Linked DNA regions of Mus musculus: region 1 is linked to region 2. A link is a loop called in an ENCODE intact Hi-C map of the cell type or tissue named here. Cell type or tissue: heart. All regions are shown on one strand. Links, peaks and the distances in the headings refer to the core of each region. The heading gives the core; the rest is flanking DNA.

Region 1 (2,920 bases), core at 173-2,672, 570 kb after region 2:
TAGAGAGAGAGAGAGAGAGAGAGAGAGAGAGAGAGAGAGAGAGAGAGAGAGAGGAAAGAGAAAAAGAAAAAGAAAAAGAAAAAAGAATAAAAGAAAAGAAAATATCATCCCGAGTGAGGTAACTCAGATCCAAAAGAACATGCATGATATGAACTCACTGATAAATGGATATTAGCCAAAAAGTTCAGAATACCCATGATACAGCTCACAGACCATATGAAGCTTAACAAGAAGGAAAGCCCAAGTGTAGATGCTTCAATCCCACTTAGAAGGGGAACAAAATAATCACAGGAAGCAAAAAAAGGGAGGGACCTGGGTGGGGGAGGGGAGGGGGAGGGAGAAAGGAGGGGTAGGATCAGGTATGAGAAGAGACAGGTGAGAAGCCTAGAGGGCCAGGAAAAACGAATAGAAATATGCAGCCGTGAAAGGGGGGGAAGGAAAAAAGGGGGGTAGGTGTTAGCCACTAGAAAGACCCAGAAATGTGGGAGGCTCCCAGAAGCCAATGGAGATGACATTAGCAGAAATGCCCAACAGTGGGGAGATGGAACCTGAAACGACCACCTCCAGTATTCCTTGTGTTCTAAAAGCAAACAACGCATATAAACATGAAGCTCCTCCCACTCTGAAAGGAGTCTGAGCATAGTGTGCAGTGCCGTGTGTCCTTTCAGAATCCCTTGGTGCACTCACATGTGCACACTCGTGCCTAACTTGTTTTAGGGCTTTGTAAACCAATGTTTTACTGTACATATATTTTGCTGCTTTTCACTGATCAGCCCAGAAAGGATACTCATGTTCCATTGAACGTGATCATAACTGACTTAACCATTCCCTTACTAAACAGCAACACGTTTCTAACATGTGCCTTGCAAATAATAGTACCATGAAAAGACATACTAAAACTTTATGCTGTGGTAGCATCCATAATGATTGTATCATATAAAACTGTCACTCAACTCAGGACTTCCTCTCCCCACCCCCATCCTTAACACTTTGAAGCACTGTCAAAGTTTTACACTGTTTCAATCTGATAAGTGAAAAAAAATATATTCTTTTACTTGTAGGTTTTATTTTCTTATTCATTAATATGATCAAACATGGTTTCACATATTTCAAAATACTCTGTTTCCTCCAAGAATTGCACATTCCTATCTTATGCCCAACTTTCTTTTTCCCATAGTGTACTAATGACACTACAAACATTGGAGATGATTATCACTTAGGTTTTATAAGCCTTACACATGAAGACAATGAGAAACTACAGTTTCTCTTTTAAAGAATTGGTCATGACCCAGCTCTCTGAACTCCATTCAGCTAACAGCCTCCAAAGTGCCAAAAAGATAAGGCGCCCAGCCAGGGATGGTTTCTTTACTGCTGCAAGAGCAGGTCATTTGCTATTTCTGGATGAAGCAAACAGTGATCTCTTTCTAAGTCCTCAGAAATCTGTACATCAGTCTTACTAAACGAGAGCAAAGGAAACTCTATTCCTTGAAGGAAAAGAAGGACTCCATTTACTTCCATGAAATAAACTGTGGCCAAATTAAAAAAAAAACAAAAAACTTTCTAAGTCTCCTGTTGTACTTAAATTTGGAAAATATTTCTCTAGAGCATTCTTCAAACTGTTTAATTCACTTAGTTAAATATATCTTGTCAATTTAACATTTTCCACATGGTAAGCAGTTTTGACATTTAGACAATTTATCAATGGCTTCTTCGCTGAAGCCTGCCTTCTCTTCTTTCTACTCATTACATGCAACAAATTAAATTTCACTAATATTTAAAGATCAGTGCTGACCTTTGCACAGCCATTTTCTGGGCTCCTATTAATACAAACATCTTGTTTGCTGGTGCTCATTTTAAATATTTTGCTACACACAGTTTTCTATTATTCTAGCTCAAGTGCTTCTTTTCCATGACCTTGCAAAATTATCAGTAAAGTTTACTTTGGGCATGTTTGGAAGACAAAAAGGATGCTTGCATAAGCAAATGGCAGCATGGGAAGAACAATAACCTCCCATCAGCAGCCGACTCTGGTACCCACCTTTCTCAACTTCAAAAGTATGGACTTACTAGTGGTTTTCAAGGCTGTACTTTAATCACAACAATAAAAAGACAAAATAGAAATGTTTGTTATATGATAATGGTAATTCATTCTAAATTATAACTATAAATATAATTTTACGTTATACTTGAATACATAGAGAGAGTGTGGCTTTGAAGAGAAAATAAATTAAAATTCAGAAATAGTTCTTAAGGCTCAGTTAAAGACAAGAGAACACTGAAAGCTCTTATCTAAACCAACGCTTTAATACTGAAGTAATTTGTCAATTCAGAATTACTGTTTTAAAAAGTATATAAATCAAAGTGAGAAAAAAAATGAAAGAAATACAGAAAGCCTTTCTCTACAAATAGGAGAGACACTGGAAAGTACTGAAGTGCCCTGCAGCTGCACCAACTCAGCCTTGTCAGTTTCACTTGTCAACACTTCGATGACAGATTGCCACCCCCTCCTCTAAAAAACAAACCTTAGTAGCTGTTGAAAGATGCGCTTCTTATAAAAAGGGGGGTAGCTCATGCAACATGATAGTTGTATACTTTGAAATCGTTCGCTTCACACACACACACACACACACACACACACACACACACACACACTTTAAAACTTTTTTTCCTGTGGCTCCCGTCAGACTTGGAAGATAAAGAACTCTGCTAATACACTGGGGCCAAGGGTGGATAGCATTTGCAGATACTGCTGAGTGCACTTTATAACCATTATTTTATTTAACCCTCACAGGAGCTAAACCTCTGAAACTACTTGCTGTGTGGGCATGTGTGAGTGTGTGTGCGTGCATGTGTGTATGAAAACATTTTTCCATGGAATGGGACTTTTTCCCAAGAGTCCTCTTATATATGTAATTATGCC
Region 2 (2,920 bases), core at 153-2,652:
AGCAGTGAATTCTAGGCTAGACTGAGAGGCTTAGAGAAAGGGTCTCAAAATGGAAAGTAAAAAGAGGGTGGGGAGGAAGCAGTGGCAGAACAGTGTCCTGTTTAGCAGGTGAGCCTGAGGCCTCACCATGCACCAGTGCCGTGGTTCATCTGCTTTAAGTGTATGAGATCTAGACCCTCCGGGGGGACGGGTCTCTGGGCAGGTTTATAGGGGACTGTCTTTTAAAAATGATTACTTTTTTGGTGGGGGGAGCACTAGGTAGATTTGACTGGTTTGTAACTCACTATGTAGATCAGGTTGGCCTCATACTCACAGGTAAGTCTTCCTTTCTTCTTAAACTTGTGATGTGTGTGTGTTAGGAATGGAACTCTGATCCTTGTCTTGCTGGCCCCATGGGGATTGTCTTGATTAGGGTTATTGAGCTGGGAAGACCCATCAACAGTTGGTGGAACCATTGCCTGGGCTGCAATCTTAGACTGTATAAAAAGCCCCCCCCCCCAAAAAAAAAAAGCTGAGCACCACCGCTGCCTCTTCCTCTGCTTCTAGAAGCTTCTGCTGCTAGGCATTATCTCTGCTGACTGGCTGTACTGAGGAGCTGTGAGCTAAAGTAAACCCACCTCTCCAAATAACATGGAACAAAAAGAGGACAGACATAATTTTGAAGAAAAAGAGCCCCAAATTCTAAGGTGTGACTGTAATAGCAAATTGAAGAAAGTATTTCAAACTCTGGCTTGCTTATTAGCAGTTAGGCATGGCTACATATAATGTCTCCAATAACAGCAGCTATTTGATAGCCTTATCCTAGGGAGTGGATCAGGCAGGATGCTGTATTATTTATTTTAAAGTATATATGCCATTGCTTATATTCAAAAGTAAGCTCCTATCAATCTAGCCATGAATTTTAATAGAATTATTTAGTTCTCAGTAGTGCTGCTCTGCTTGAATTGTGGTTAATATCATTTGATAATATTTTGTCCTGAGCATTATTCCTAACCATGACTCTGAAGTTGTACTTTGTAAGTGTAATATGCAGAAAAGCAATCTTGGAAGGATAGGGAATAAAGTAAAAGTTAGTATGGAGAGTTCCTCCCTCCTCCCTTCATGCATTCTCTCCTAGCAGAGCGGCACAGCTTGTCTGTGGGGAAGAAAGCCTTCCTGGAACCATCATTCAGTGTAATGCTGTTGAGAGTATTATAGCCACTTGATGGCACCCTTTGATTTGGTACCAACCTCATTAGCAGTAGCTCAGTTCAGGGGAGTATTTGCAATGAAATAACACATAAGAGCTAAAGAGACTGCAAGGTATCTGGTTAATGTAGAGATGAAATGAAGGCAACAGCAAGGCTAAGCTTCTCTGACCCTTCATGAGAGAATAGATGAAAAAAGGAAGAATAAGCTATTGTGCCAAAGGGAGATGATGAAATTCAAGATTCACACATATAATCTTGGGCTCAGCCTCTGAAATGTTAATCCCTAGGTAGAATTATTTGAGCTATAGATTGCAATTTATCATCAAAATGGCACTGTGTCAAACAATGCTTTTTTATATGTGTGATATTTAGACCCATCTAATTTTAATATAGAATGATTCACAGAGCACTGGTAATATTTAAGTAGCAACTCCTTAGGGTTGTGATGGGGATACAGTGTGGTAGTTTCTTTATATCAGAATGCCATTGTGTTTCAGAAGGAGGGCTTGGAGGAGACGTGTGCTTTTCTTTTAGAGGTGGTTTTGTTTTGGTGCCAAGAGAAAAGGATTATTAAGGAATGCCTACTGTTCAGTGGCTTAGAATTGCTGTCGTTCATCTGCACACTAAGGGTGTTTTTATAGCTATAGAACAATTGAGTTCTGATGCTGCTGAAAATACCGGGGTTGGTTTTTAAGAATGCCTCTGCACTTTCCTAATACTATATCTAATATTGGTAGGAGTCTTACTCAAACCGTTCGGTGTGCCCAGTAGAGAGTGTTGTTGTAAGCAGTTCCTGTTTGTGATGCTTAATTCTTTAAAATCAAACTTTCCCAATTTAGAAACCTGAACTGAGTGAAGTGGGAGGGTGCTGCACATATCCTATTGATTGGCCGCTCAGCCTTGATGATGCTGTAGAGAACTCTGCTTGGAGGACCAAGCTGCTTAGAGGACCAAGCTGCTGCGTATCCCAGTGAACACTCTTTTCAAATTTAACCTGCTTACTCAGCAGAGACTGCTTTCCCCTTCCTTTAATGAGGAAAAACAGCTATTCTTGTTTTACTCCTCAGAAATGATTTTATTACTTTTGCATGCTATGCACTTACTTTTGTTGTACCAACAGCCTTGACTTCTAAATGAAACCTATAGTTTAATCTATATGTGATGTAATGATCATGCCATTCCAGTGCCTCCATTACTCACAGCAGGTACTGCAGGCTTGCTGTGGCCCTCTGGGGATATTAGGTATAGTCGCCCTCTGGGAATATTAGGTATAATACAGTTCTGTAAGATACTGCTTGCTGAAGAACGAAGACCAAAATGTGGACACTTTGCCCCTTCTTAGAATTGGGAACAAAACACCCATGGAAGGAGTTACAGAGAAAAAGATTGGAGCTGAGATGAAAGGATGGGCCATCAAGAGACTACCCCACCCGGGGATCCATCCCATAATCAGCCTCCAAACGCTGACACCATTGCATACACTAGCAAGATTTTGCTGAAAGGACCCTGATATAGCTGTCTCTTGTGAGGCTATGCCGGGGCCTAGCAAACACAGAAGTGGATGCTCATAGTCAGCTTTTGGATGGATCACAGGCCCCAAATGGAGGAGCTAGAGAAAGTACCCAAGGAGCTAAAGGGATCTGCAACCCTATAGGTGGAACAACAATATAAACTAACTAGTACCTCCCAGAGCTCATGTTTCTAGCTGCATATGTTTCAGAAGATGGCCT

What was found. Hi-C counts contacts between places; a loop is a spot of excess contacts. Peaks named below come from ENCODE experiments on the same cell type or tissue, not always from the same donor. Only the 100,000 strongest peaks of a DNase experiment are listed, where the experiment ranks them.
Region 1: a loop joins it to region 2, with 4 times the contacts of the local background. A loop is called at or near these places in 7 of 42 quality-filtered maps.

The regions. Positions count from the first base shown.
Region 1 is chr11:21,638,162-21,641,081 of GRCm38, reverse strand. All of the region lies in intron 1 of Wdpcp (WD repeat containing planar cell polarity effector), which reads right to left. Among named protein-coding and RNA genes, the nearest start is that of Wdpcp, 67 kb to the right of the region's middle. In heart, for the core only: no CTCF peak of the experiment used is centred there; a DNase peak (open chromatin) is centred at 1,341; H3K27ac peaks cover 1,782 bases.
Region 2 is chr11:22,205,105-22,208,024 of GRCm38, reverse strand. All of the region lies in intron 5 of Ehbp1 (EH domain binding protein 1), which reads left to right. Among named protein-coding and RNA genes, the nearest start is that of Ehbp1, 80 kb to the left of the region's middle. In heart, for the core only: a CTCF peak has its summit at 1,196 (motif pointing right); no DNase peak of the experiment used is centred there.